3 separate regions of the Homo sapiens genome follow, and regions 1 and 3 are each linked to region 2. A link is a contact called in ENCODE Hi-C or POLR2A ChIA-PET data. All regions are on one chromosome and are shown on one strand. The core of a region is the stretch at or near the end of the contact, and the rest is flanking DNA. Distances in the headings are between cores, read along the strand shown.

Region 1 (4,562 bases), core at 1,171-3,670, 160 kb after region 2:
AAGTTGCATTTGATTAGATTTCTTTAAAGAAAAGAAAGTTGATTAGATTTCTTTGAAGAAATCTAAAATATACTTTTCTAGGGAACTAAGATATCTCCTAAGACTTAGTGTCAAAAATGTCCATATATAGGGCATTTATTGAGTATTTACTCTGTGCAAGATACTGTTTGACACTTAATTTACTCCTCTACAACATCCATATGAAATAAATTCTCCTCATTTAAGGATAAGACTCAAAGAGCCTCAATAACTTGCCCAATAATCCATTTAAGTAAGTAATAGAGCCAAGATGTGAACTGAACCCAGGTCTCCTTTTTAAATAAATCCTTTTATTTAACTGCTGTCAAACTCTTTCCCAAGACAGAGCTCCCCACAGGGAACTTTAAATAGAATACTTGGCAAAGATACAGGAAAGGAGGTAGAAGTATGGGATGATTTGCTGCTCTATACAAACCATCGAATTTCTTTCTATCCCTTGGTTTCTGTAATCTATGTGCTTTATCTCATATATTGACATATAACAATTATAAAAGAAAAAATAAATCTATTTTAGTTGAAGTATTTTGAAAGTGTTCTGTCATTTTAAATTAACATTACTAGGTAGTAACAAAGCCATTTGGATTCTTATCCCCTGTTAACACTACTCCCTTTTTAAAGCTATGAATGTTCTTTGCCCAGATACTTAACATTTTGTTGAATTTCAGTGTTCTAGAAATAGTTTACTATTCTCTAAAAAACATTAGTGCATAGTGCTGTTAGAGCCAAGAAAACTAAACAGATGATTGGTACCATTAGGAACGGCCCTGTAAGCAAACGTGATGTAGCTCACACTTTCTCAAATCTGCATCAAGAGTATTTCAGATAGTTAGCGTCATTGTGTCTAAAGAAAGTTATCACATGCTTAACAAGTCCCAGGATATGAAAATCTTCCTTAACTTAGTATTTCAACAAATGCGAATACTTTGTGTCATGGTTTCTACATGCATATTCATAAACTTTGTAGATTGATAATAGATTATGATGAAACAATAACTGGGACATGAATCCACAGGTTATATGTTACAGAGGCCAAAATGTTTTTACTGCCAGTGTCAGAAAACAAACCCAGCTGGACTGAGCCAATTTGTCAAATCTAATTTGGGCCTGAAGTGGAAATATCAACTACCTAAGTGTAATATGATGGACAAAGGTTGATCTGTGAATGCAAAAGTCAATATGGTAATAGCATGATATTTTGCTTTGGAATCAAACATACTTGCTTGGGTGGAAATCCTTGTTTTCAACACCTATGTGTCCTGAGAGCTTGGCCAAGTAATTTCCCTGAGTGAATTCTGTCTGCTAATAAGATCATGCCAATTAAATGTACTTGGAATGTTGTAGAGGCTCTCCTTTCAACATCAAAACACGCATAAGAATCATGGAGGATGAGGGACTTATTAATGTCAAATGCACATTTTTGGCCATGGAGAGCAGAAATCTCTCCTGCCCTTTCATTCTCTCACCTCTACATCTATGCAACTTAAGCAGTGCTTTAGGAAATAAATGGTGAGCAAGGGGCCATCCTTAATGTTGGAGAAAATGGTGAACACAGGACTTTCTTACTCTTCTTGTTTCTTTTTAAGACGTGATTAAGGAAAAAAAATCACAAAGTTCTCACTTCTGCAGTATGAGTAAACATTTTGATTTTGATTATGAAGCCTTCCTAAAAGGTGAAAAAGATGGTAATGAGTCTTATATATGTTTTGGGAAATTATAATATTCTATAAATTTGCCTTCATTAAGTGGAGGGCAGTTGGATAATGTTTATTTTTGTGCCACTCATCCATCATTCTAAATAGTGGTGGCACATTTCTGACAATTTACTGTACAGATGCTCCTTGACTTATGATGGGATTACATCCTGATAAACCAATCATAAAATAAAGTCAAGTCAAGCCATCCTAAACTGGGGACTGGCTGTACTTTAGATCCTAGAGAAGGTGACAGTGGAATTACATGAGGCCTTTTCTTCCTTTAACCCTTAGAGGAGTTACTTCTGTTTGAAAGAAGTCTTCACATCTGCATTTTCAAACAATGCCAGACAAATACCACTAGTCAAATAAAAGAGATAGCCACTGCTAAAATTCATCAATAGAAGGATCTCCACACCGTGAATGTAGTTTCTTCTTTTATACGTACAGGCGATTTCAAATAAGTAAACCATGTACTCTTCAGAACTGGATTAAAACCATATCGGAAATTTGACCCTTAGACATTTACGTCTGGCACATATATGCAGGAAATGAAGCCTTTGGCAAACTTTTACTAGGATCCAAATATTTGGCTCTTGTAGACAGCAGTTTCCTGTGCTTGTGTCTCATCCTGCTTTTCTGGTCCTGTGTTTTGGCATGAGGCAACCTTGCTCCCATAAAAGGTATCCGAAATATGTGGAGACTTCCCTGTTCCTGCACACAGAGAATGGATGTGGAAACCACGTGGGGTTCATCTCATAAAGCATCTGCATAAGCCGTAGGGAGATACGGCAAGTTCCACAGAGAACTCAGTGTACTGGAAAGAAAGCTACACAATGGGACCTGAAAAGACTAAATAGTTCTCTCATCTGGCAACAGAGCTGTCATGAAGACAGGGTAGCAAGCAGTGTTTTGCAATTTACCATGCTGTTTGTTCCTTTCTCTGTTTAAGGCCCGTGGAGTGCCCTGTTGATCAGGATTCTACCTCTCTGCCTTCCTCTCTCTGCAGCGATCCTCTGTCTCTACTTCTCCAGTTAGGCCCTCTGGAATTGTCTTAATGATGTTAACTACCCTGGTGGATAAGCACAGCAGCCCGCAGCCACTCCAGCCCCACTGCCTGCTGCTGCAGAACTCAACCAATGAAATCAATTTGTTGTCGACAGCTGTTCCTCTCCCTGCTCATTCAAGAGCTTATACATCATTCCTCCCCTCTTTCTTTGGGAAGTAAAGCCTGGCTCAGGTGCAGAGGAAATGAGTAGATCCGCTAAGATTTCAAACTCTTTTTTTCTTCATGGCATACCGTCTTCCTCATTGCTGTACTATCATTTTACTAGCAGATGAAACCCAGGCGAGATGAAGCCAGAGTAGAACTGATTAATCTTGGCCCACTGGAGATAGATAGTTTTCACTGGGGGCCTGCTGCAAATGGAATCCACTTAGGAAAAACCAGTTTGATTGTCTTGAAGACCCAGATTCTCTATATGGAAAAAGAAGATGCTTTGAAAGGAAACTATTATGTTAACTACTAGGCTTCTTGGCAAGAAAATAAGCATTATGTTTGTTTTTTTTTTTTTTTTTATGAGACCCTTCTGTTTTTATATATTTCTATGGCTGTAGTTCATTTCAGCATGTGCAACAATAGGTGAATTCTCTGCTTATACTTATTGAATAAAATGTGCCAAGAAATAAATGCACTGGATATGTTCAGATGGGTTATTTCATGTAACCCTGTATTAGTCAGAGTTCTCTAGAGGGAAAGAACTAATAGGAAATATGTATATGTATAAAGGGGAGTTTATTAAGTATTAACTCACACGATCAGAAGGTCCCACAATCAGCCGTCTGCAAGCTGACGAGCAAGGAGGACCAGTCCGAGTTCCAAAACTGAAAAACTTGGAGTTCGACGTTTGAGGGCAGGAAGCATCCAGCGTGGGAGAAACATGTAGGCTGGGAGGCTAGGCCAGTCTAGTCTTTTCATGTTTTTCTGCCTGCTTTATATTCGCTGGCAGCTGATTAAATGATGCCCACCGGGATTAAGTGTGGGCCTCCCTTGCCCAGCCCATTGACTCAAAGGTTAATCTCCTTTGGCAACACCCTCACAAACATACCCAGGATCAATACTTTGCATCCTTCAATCCAATCAAGTTGTCACTCAGTATTAACCATCACAAGTCCACCCCTTGTCAATTTGAACCCATGCACATCCCCTGAGATCATGCATAATCTTCAAATAGAGACAATAATGTCATAATTACACTTATCATAAAACAACTATCTTTTGTACAACTGGAAACACACCAATCCCCAACCCAAATGCTATTACATAAAGTTAACAATACTTAAATGATGATATGAAGTCAATAAATATTATGTCACATAAAGGAGAAAAGAAATAAAATGAAGATATTTTCTTGGTACAATTATATACATGCACCGACATGTTTTTAACAAAAGGAGGAAATACTCATGACAATTACAGTCCTTATTTCTGCAACTCATCACGTGGTTGTGGATGGTATTGAGGGTTACCTTCTTCTACTACCCATTCTGTATTGCCTTTGCCTTCAGCAAGCACCTCAACAGGTTGTGTTTTTATTTTTCCTGGTTGAGTGACCTAAACCTTCATTCCTGAAGGGTCTGGGTCATTTGCAGTCCTGCCTGGATTGAACTGTTGTAGTTTCCCATTGACCTTAATCACAGGGCATGGTAACACTAAGAGACACCCTAATGGATCTCTTGTATTCCATGCATACTCTTCCTTACCTCCATTGTGGAGTAGTAGACTGATTTCATCTTGATAGTCTGGGTCAGTCACCCCAGCCAACATTGTAA
Region 2 (4,383 bases), core at 365-2,864:
TTGCCCTGGTCAGGGTGTAGGATCACCATTTCCTGGCATTGCTCTGGCGGACCTTATGTTTTTCCCTGCTGTGGTGTATGTGCAGGTGCCTACCTAGTTCCCCATGTTCTTCCTCCTCCCTGGACTCATCGTCTGTACAGAGACCTAAAGAAATTGTTTTCCCTTTTCTGGACATCAGCCATTTTTCTGTGTTGATTTGTTGCTTCTGAAGACCTTCATTAGATAGATCTTTCCTGATGTAATCCATCATGGCATGGGCAGTTTCATTCCCCATAGTGCTGGTGAGCATTTGGCAAGGTCTCTTTTCATATACCTGTGAACAAGGACTATGGGCCTGATGCCAAGACTTAAATGCACCTGGAAATGCTAATTAATTGGTAGATATCAGTAGATATACTCCTAGAGAAGCAGGGCTGGAAACGGAACAATTACATTTGCAGGAGAGTATTACTTGACTTCTTATATTGCCTTCTGCCATTTTCCTGGTTAATTTCTAAAGACTCTTCTTACTGCTTTGGTAAATAAATTATTCTTAGACCAATGATGCTCAGAGTGTGCAGTAATTATCCCTAACAAATGTAACAAACGAGTTTTGAATTTTGTTCTATTGTGTTGATGTTGTCATGTTTTGTTTCTTTTGCAAGCAATAGAATCTTTCTTGGCCCAATGTTCAAATAACCTTTTTCTTATTTGAGCACATATAAACACACAATCAATAAAATTTCCCAAGAAGGAACAACATAAATATTTTAAAAATATATCATAGATACTTTACATAAAATGTAATACCTATGGGACTATTTAAAACTTATTAGTTATTTGATTAGATTTTCATTTATTTATGTGGCAAATTGAAATTAAGGAAACTAAGCATTTGAATTGAGTGTAGGAATATTCCCTTTCTTCCTTTTTTTTTTTTTTTTTACCATTTATATTGTCAAGGTGAATCCAAGATAATGATTTGTTGCAGGTAGCCTGAAATCTCAATATCATTTCTGAGGTCACCCTCATGTCTAGGGGGATATGTAGAGTAGATCATATTTATTTATAGAACATTCAGTGGTTCTTTCTCACACACACACACTCTGCCTCCTCCTCCCAATTCCCCCTGCTGTGGAGTCTCTATTGCAAAGAATCCAAAGGCCCCGTTTTAATTGCTCTTTACCTCTAAATGCCTTAAGGGATCCCTAGAGGGATGAAACACAGTAAGGTTTTTGTTTTCTTTCCTAACTTTTAAACTTATGTATTTTCAAATTACTGGAAAAAAAGACTACATTTTAGCATGTTTGTAATGAAAACCTTCTTAACATAAAAAATTATCCTACTATCCTTTTAAAAGAGATTGATACCTTGTCATAATTTTTCCGTTTTATAGCTGTTTTATAGTCACTTACTGGAAAAAAATGTCTGTGAGCTCCTCAGCTGCTTGAGGTTACCTTATCATTTTTTTTTTTTCTACAACCGAGATTGTATCTTTTTAACTGCAAACTTCACAGTGGAAGCGTTTTCCTTTGTGAATACTGGGACTACATTCCTGAGCCTTTGGATATACCAATGCAGACTGCTGCCTTTCCTTCTCTAGAAAGTCAGCCAAGCATAACACCAAGAGTTGATTAGAATTTTACTGCCCCTGATTCACAGACCTTCGCTTTTCCTCTTCTCCCTAGCTTCCCTTTGCTTAGCAACAGGAATGTGGCAAGCACTGTACTGCCAACAGATTTCTCTTTTGCTCTCCTATTGAAAAGAACTTAAGGATATAAGACAGCCCATAAGACATCACACATTTTACTAAATTAGATTTTTTTTACTCTGAATATGAGAGGCTTCCTCTGGCCACAAGATTTTCACAATATTTCTAGTTGAAACTGACTTAATCATATAACAACATCTGGGTCCCTGTTATCTAGTGAAATTAGCAGAATGTCAGCAGCCAGCAAAGTGCCAATGCATCTTTCAACTACAACTCTGCCCCCTTTCCCCCAAACCCTGGCACTATTTTTATAAATTTAAGTAATCTAGGTCAGGAATTAAGGCCTTCCTTGCAGTAGTTAAAAGTAATTTAGAGATGTGCACACTATCTTCCTTACTCTGTTAATACTGAAGATGTTGTAAATTCAGTGTGTCAATTCAATACTTCTCTTCTTTGAGCAAGGTGTTGTGTTAGACACCAGGCATGTAGCAAGATGAATGAGATGCAGTCTCTGCCTTTGAGGAGTGGAACAGACATGTATATAATTTATTGATATAATCTTAAGCAGAATATATATATTAGGTTGCCAATATTTGACCTAAAAGTGTAACAACCTCATATGATACAACCTAGTAAAAAGTGTTCTCATTGTGCTAAGAGAACACTGAGACTGAAGACCTTAACTGTAACTGTTGGAATTTGAGAAGGCTTCATGGGAAGCATATCATTTTAGTAAGGCTTCATAATATGGGTGGAACTGGATTCCCCTTAAACCAACCTCCTTCTGTACTAGAGAGTAGGAAGCTTGATCAAAGAAATGAAGAGCAAAAGCTAGGAGTTATACTTAGATAATAGCAAACAATCCAGAATGGCTTGAGCAAATAATTCATAGGTGGGGCAAGGGAGGACAAATATGGCTGAGACAGTACATTGGTATCAGACTCCATTGTATTATTAGGCTATAGAGAAGCCTCAAAGGTTTTGAGGAAGGGAGCAGCAAATTCATAGCTATGCACCTACCATTCCACTGTCCTTGAGATTTGCACTTGCTGCTCCGCAAGATGGACTGACTTTCTCTGACCCAGAAAGTTAATAGACAAATTTGACATTATCTTATAACAGCCATTTTGAAACAAATATCAACATTTATAAACGAGTCCAAAGTGAGGTGGAAAAGGAACTAATAAAAAGTTGTTTTGATAGAAACTGAAGCTGAAAAGAAATGGGAGCAGAGGTTGCAAACCCACATGCCCACAGGATCCAGACAGCATAGATAGAGAGATAGCACTCCACAAACTCTGGCCCAAATCCAGCCCACCTCCTGTTTTTGTAAATGAAGTTTTATTGGAACACAGGCCTATTTTTTTTCACATATTGTCTGTGACTACTTCCATGCTGCACTGCAATAGCAGAGTTTAGTATAGACACTGACAGTATGGCCAGGTAAGCCCAAAATGTTTACTTTCCAGCCCTTTGCAGAATGTTTCTAACCCCTGGCATTAAACAGCAACAGAAAAAAAAGAAAAAAAAAAAACAATGAGGTGATTTATCTATCATTTTTCAACTTTTCTGACAGATGTTGGTACAGGAAAATATTTCCAACAATGAAACAGTAGTAGAAAGAAACATGATGATAAATGTCAACTGGCAGAACCTTGGCCTCAGACTCAGGCATGAATAGGAGAATTGGGGACTGTGGCGAATTGGAGAGCTCTTGTTCACTGCTATTCAGCCCCTTATTGATACCCTGTGACCAAATCTTCCCAGTTTTCAGAAGAACATGTACCTTGGGAAAGGTATGTTATATCTTCCAGTTCTTAAACACTGGCAGCTAACAAAATGAAACATTTTTAAAACTTGGGGACCCAAAAGCAACATTTCTGTGGTCTGGATTTGTTTCATGACCATGCATTTGTGGATTCTGGATTTGGGACCAAGACATAATTCGAAAAGAGAAGGGAAAAGGTATGAGAAGGTAAATTGTACAAGAAGATGAATGGAGTAATAAATGTATGGTTCTCACGTGGCTGGTAAGACTGTGAAAGAGACAAGAATAGTAGTCAAGAAGATGAAAAAACCCCTGCTTCTTCCTATAGGTCAACTTTGTGTGTTAGAGCTCAATTAGTTTTTGGTGCACTGGGAAAATGATTCAAGTATACTGACAGTTTTTATTATTATGTTTATTGAGCCAATTTTCCCTCCATACTCATCATTTGTTACTCAAAAATGCAAGAGAAGAAAGGAATTAATTGTGCATCTGAAACTTAGATATCTATTTAAATCAGAAAATAAAGGAGATTAAAGAATTACATGAGCAAAACACATTTCTTGGTCCTTTTCATATGCATATGAGGAGAAGGAAATATTCAAGGAAAAAATTCAGAGTAAACATTACTTTCCATGAGATATTAAGTTTAAGTAAATATCCAGCAAAATTTACACCCTTAACAATTAAATATATAAAACAAAAATTGTTTGCCTTTTCAGCTAATTACCCTGAGGACAGGACGTTGTTTAACTTGTTTATTCCCAAATCCTCAGGGGCCAGCATAGTGCATCCCCATAGAAGGCACCTGCTAAATTTGTAGAATGAATGATACATCAATGAATGAGCAAATGGAGCCCCACCTATATCCCATATTGCTGTGTCTTTTCTTTCATTTCTGGCCTCTAAATTTGCTCTGATGGCGTTC
Region 3 (4,168 bases), core at 1,472-3,971, 180 kb after region 2:
AGGTTAGATTTAAGATTAATCGAGTTCTTGTTCAGAGAGAGAGCCAATAATTTTTTTTTTTTTTTTGGTGAGCTATCTTCTTGTGGAGTCCCTGGGACAAGATTTGTCTAGTGTAGCAGCATAATTAAAGTTCTGCCCTATCAAAGAACAAGTGTTTAGATACATTCTCTTCTGAACTAGTTTAATGCTTGTTCATACCCAGGCACAAGAACAAAACTGTTACAAAACAAAATAACCCCAGAATAAAAGAAAATGAAAGGCTCCTCTTCCATTCTGGGATGTTGGGGGGCAGGTCTGGAAGATAAGCAGGAAGGGGAGTAAAGTCACTGTTTTTATGTCTGGCATTGGCTTGGGTTGTTTGCCAAATGGAAACTGGGGGAGACCTCAGGAAGCTTCCAGTCATGGTGGAAGTTGAAGCGGGAGCAGGCAATTTGCATGGTGAAATTAGGAGCAAGAGAATTGAGAGGTGGGTGCCACACACTTTTAAATGACATAGTATTAGTATTACTATCTGAATAGACCTCCTTCTCTTGAGCAGGATTTCTTAAATCAATCAGCTGGGAATCTGCTTAAAATGAAGATTTTTGGTTCAGTAGAATCATGTAGATTCAACAGAATTTGTTGGGACTCCAGATTTCTTATTTCTAGCAAACTCCCAGTTGATGCCCAGGATGACTGTATCTTAAATTGTAAGGCTTAATCATGGTTGCACCACAGATCACCTGGGGTGCTTTGAAAATTCTTGCTGCCCAGCCCACGTCCCTAAACCAGTGAAAACAGCAAATCCAGAGGTATCATCTAGGGGCTGAGAACCACAGTAGCTATAGGTCAAAGGTGAACCACAGATACATTGATTTGGCTGACAAAGGTTTCACAACTTTTCTTACACTAAAAACATGGGAAGATCTCACATAAAATCTGTACCTTCAGGTTGTATTAGGCCGTTCTTGCCTTGCTCTAAAGAAATACCTGAGACTGGGTAATTTGTTAAAACAGAGGTTTAATTGGCTCACAGTTCTGCAGGCTGTGCAGGAAGCATAGTGCAAGCATTTGCTTCTGCTGAGGCCTCAGGAAGCTTCCAATCATGGTAGAAGCTGAAGCAGGAGCGGGCACTTCACATGGTAAAAGTAGGAGTAAGAGAGGGAGTGGGGAGGTGTCACACACTTTTAAATGACCAGATCTGGTAAGAACTCACTATCACATAGACAGCATCAAGCCTTGAGGGATCTTCCCCCATGATCCAGACACCTCCCACCAGGCCCCACCTCCAGCATTGGGGATTACAATTCAACATGAGATTTGGGCAGGGGCAAATATCCAAACTATATCACAAGTCTTTGTTGAAGAAACAGTATTTCCACCTGGCTGCCATGTGCTGCAGCTATGGCACTCTGTGCCTTTTATTTCTTGTTTGTTTGTTTGTTTGTTTGTTTTAGAAACAGGGTCTTGTTCTGTCACCCAGGTTGGAGGGCAGTGGCATGATTATAGCTCCTGGCAGCTTTGAACTCCTGGCCTCAAGCAATTTTCCCACCTCAGCCTCCCAAGTATTTAATACTATGAGGCACATGTCACCATGCCTAGCTAATTTTTTAAAAATTGTTTTTTGTAGAGATGTTATCTTGCTATGTTGGCCAGGCTGGTCTCAAACACCTGGCCTCAAGTGATCCTCCTGCCTTGGCCTCCTAGAGTGCTGGGATTACAAGAGTGAGGCACTGTGCCTGGCCCCGATACCTTTTAGATAGGTCATAATCTCTCCAGGTCAACCCTGCCTGGAGAGACACTTTCCCCAGTTCCTCGTTTTTCTTCATGGCAACTTTTCAGGCTCTCAGAGCCCTGGTAAGTAGATGAACTGAACTCGCCTTTTTGTTATCTATCCTCCATGTCTGTCTCCTGCACACTTGCTTTGGTGCCCTCTCCAGAGCATCATGTCATAATGTCTCCTCTTGGATGAATGATTTGTAATGTATTCTTCCTTTAAGTTCTTGACTCACACAGGGCAAAGATACTGAATTGTTAGTTTGAGTTATGTTGCCCACTCATTCTAAGATCCCTATTGAAACACTGATATGGAAAAATACTTGTGTAGGAGTCAGGAGCTAGCCTGTTTCTGCTACTTACTGCTATATTGATACTGAACAAGTCACTTAACCTCTCTGAATCTTAGTTTTCCACATTTGTAAAATCATACAATTTGGAGATTGGACCAAATGTCTTTTGAAGATGCGAAGACAGCATCAGCCACCATTACTCATTCACTTCACAAGCTCTATTTATAGAGTGTTTGCTTACTCTGTGCCAGGCACCCTTGAGTGGAGAAGAGATAATGAAAAGGCAAGTTCAGTTCATCTACTTACCAGGGCTCTGAGAGCTTTAAAAGTTGTCATGAAGGAAAGTGAGGAACTGGATCTCCACACATCTCTATTTGCCCAAACAACCTGAGTTGTGCTTGATGTTCAGGCATGATTATTAACCACAATAGTTTCACTCCAAAGTGTTCTGGTTTGGTTAAGAGATCCAAACTCTGTAGTTAGGAAAGGATGGCACTGTGAGGTTTCTGTAAGAAAGGGGACTCCATAGGATGCCACAGCTAGGTGAGTCCTAGACGTTTAGCATGATGGGTAGTACAGAGGGGAGAAAAGCTGTGCCTGCATTGATTATTCACGTGTTTTCATGGGCCAGTTGCCGGCCCCATCCCCTCTGCTTTGCAACATCTCAGAGAAGTCCTGCTAAGCATGTCCCAACTCCAGGCAGCTCCTCCACACAGGGCAGAGTGAATTTGGCCAGACTTGGGGGACTCTTCACATACTTTGTCAGCTCCAACTTCAGCAGCCCTAACAGCACAAGTTCTAGTGATTGTTTTCTGTTTCTAGTCCTTTGTTTCTGTCCTTTTTCATCTTGAATCTTGTATGTTTCCAGGCCTCTGTCTAAGATTCTGCTGCTGAAATTCTCCTGCCTTTCCTTTTTAAGTTTCTTTTTTGTTTTTTAAATCCCTGGTGACCCAGCACTTCACGGGCCACACTCATGCCTGCTGCTGCCATCTAGTGGAGGTACCACAATGTCATGATTGCCTTTATCTGATCAAAACTGGGCTAGGTTATAATTTACTTAAAGGAATTATTCAGACACTGCTTCTGGTTTGAGGGAGGGCGATTGAAGAGTGAAGATGTTTTTACAAAGTATACAGCACTTGATCTCCATTGAAATAGGTTTTTTTTTTTTTTCTGAAAATGGATTATAGAAGCTAACCCTAAAAACACCAATGTACCGGTTCCTTACTTATAGAAGCCAAATAATAGTGGTTTGAAGAGTGAATAACCCAAGGATCTGAAAGAAGAAAGAATAACCATTCACACCCTGTTCAAGCAGAGTTATATTTCTCTATTCAAATCAAGTGTGTGACATCTTGCTTCTTTCCACATGAAGAAGAGATTTTCCAAAATGACACCAGGTTGATCAGCATACTCGATATGTCTGACTTCCTAGCCTGACCTGCAGTAGTTACGCAATCTCTTTCTCTTAATAATGACTTCGAAATTTCACATTGAGAATATAAATTCCATTCTTGCACTTGCAATTGCGTATTTAAAACAACAACCTACCATCTTTCTAATAATGTTGAAGAAGAGATATTTGCTTTCTTCATATCTCTTTGTCTTCCTTGTTCCTCCTTTTTCCAAAAATAGGCATCTATCCTGTCTCCTTTTCCCTATTTCTGGTTCATTCTGATGATTTTTTTTCTCCAGATTTCTTCCTACAAAACCTTCTGTTCACCATAAAGACTCTCAGTGGTTCTCATCTACTTAAGTATTTCAAAGGGATTGAATTTATTTTTCAATTTTTGAGAAAATTTGTTCCTTGTAATGATCTCAATATATTGGTATTCCTCAATATGAATAACAATTGCCAATTAATAATATAAACAAAGCAATATCTATATTATGATGGCTATAGCATTATTATTCCAACCTCCTGAGGGTTTATCTGGAAGGCTAAGATGAATATTTTTAGGACATAGTTCGCAGAGGTCACTGGAATATTTCATCTTCTGTGATTATTTTTTATTTAAAATATGTTGGCCAAAAGCAGATTTTAGAAATAAATGAATAGTAGTTTTACTTAGGGTAAAAATAGGGCATAAATTGAACTATGATCATCATATTAAATTATA

What was found. A loop is a pair of places that touch in the nucleus more often than their neighbours do. ChIA-PET counts read pairs that join two places held with the same protein, here RNA polymerase II (POLR2A). Pooled maps may share reads with other maps.
Region 1: a loop to region 2 is called in a pooled map, with 1.8 times the contacts of the local background. The contact joins two enhancer-like sites. A Hi-C loop is called at or near these places in 2 of 168 maps with a recorded cell type or tissue (PC-3 and heart left ventricle) and 4 of 50 pooled maps. POLR2A ChIA-PET finds 5 or more read pairs at or near these places in 2 of 52 experiments (BJ and H1).
Region 3: a pooled map shows a loop between it and region 2 (2.3-fold over the local background). The contact joins two enhancer-like sites. A Hi-C loop is called at or near these places in 2 of 168 maps with a recorded cell type or tissue (Right ventricle myocardium inferior and heart right ventricle) and 4 of 50 pooled maps. POLR2A ChIA-PET finds 5 or more read pairs at or near these places in 1 of 52 experiments (BJ).

What each region holds. Positions count from the first base shown.
Region 1 is chr10:51,403,331-51,407,892 of GRCh38, forward strand. The region is part of intron 2 of PRKG1 (protein kinase cGMP-dependent 1); the gene reads left to right. Among named protein-coding and RNA genes, the nearest start is that of MIR605, 110 kb to the left of the region's middle. Within about 2 kb of position 2,421, at least 5 of the 41 ENCODE cell types and tissues checked have a DNase peak (open chromatin) inside an H3K27ac peak, as active enhancers do.
Region 2 is chr10:51,243,402-51,247,784 of GRCh38, forward strand. The region is part of intron 2 of PRKG1 (protein kinase cGMP-dependent 1); the gene reads left to right. Among named protein-coding and RNA genes, the nearest start is that of MIR605, 54 kb to the right of the region's middle. Within about 2 kb of position 1,615, at least 2 of the 41 ENCODE cell types and tissues checked have a DNase peak (open chromatin) inside an H3K27ac peak, as active enhancers do.
Region 3 is chr10:51,419,755-51,423,922 of GRCh38, forward strand. All of the region lies in intron 2 of PRKG1 (protein kinase cGMP-dependent 1), which reads left to right. Among named protein-coding and RNA genes, the nearest start is that of MIR605, 120 kb to the left of the region's middle. Within about 2 kb of position 2,722, at least 9 of the 41 ENCODE cell types and tissues checked have a DNase peak (open chromatin) inside an H3K27ac peak, as active enhancers do.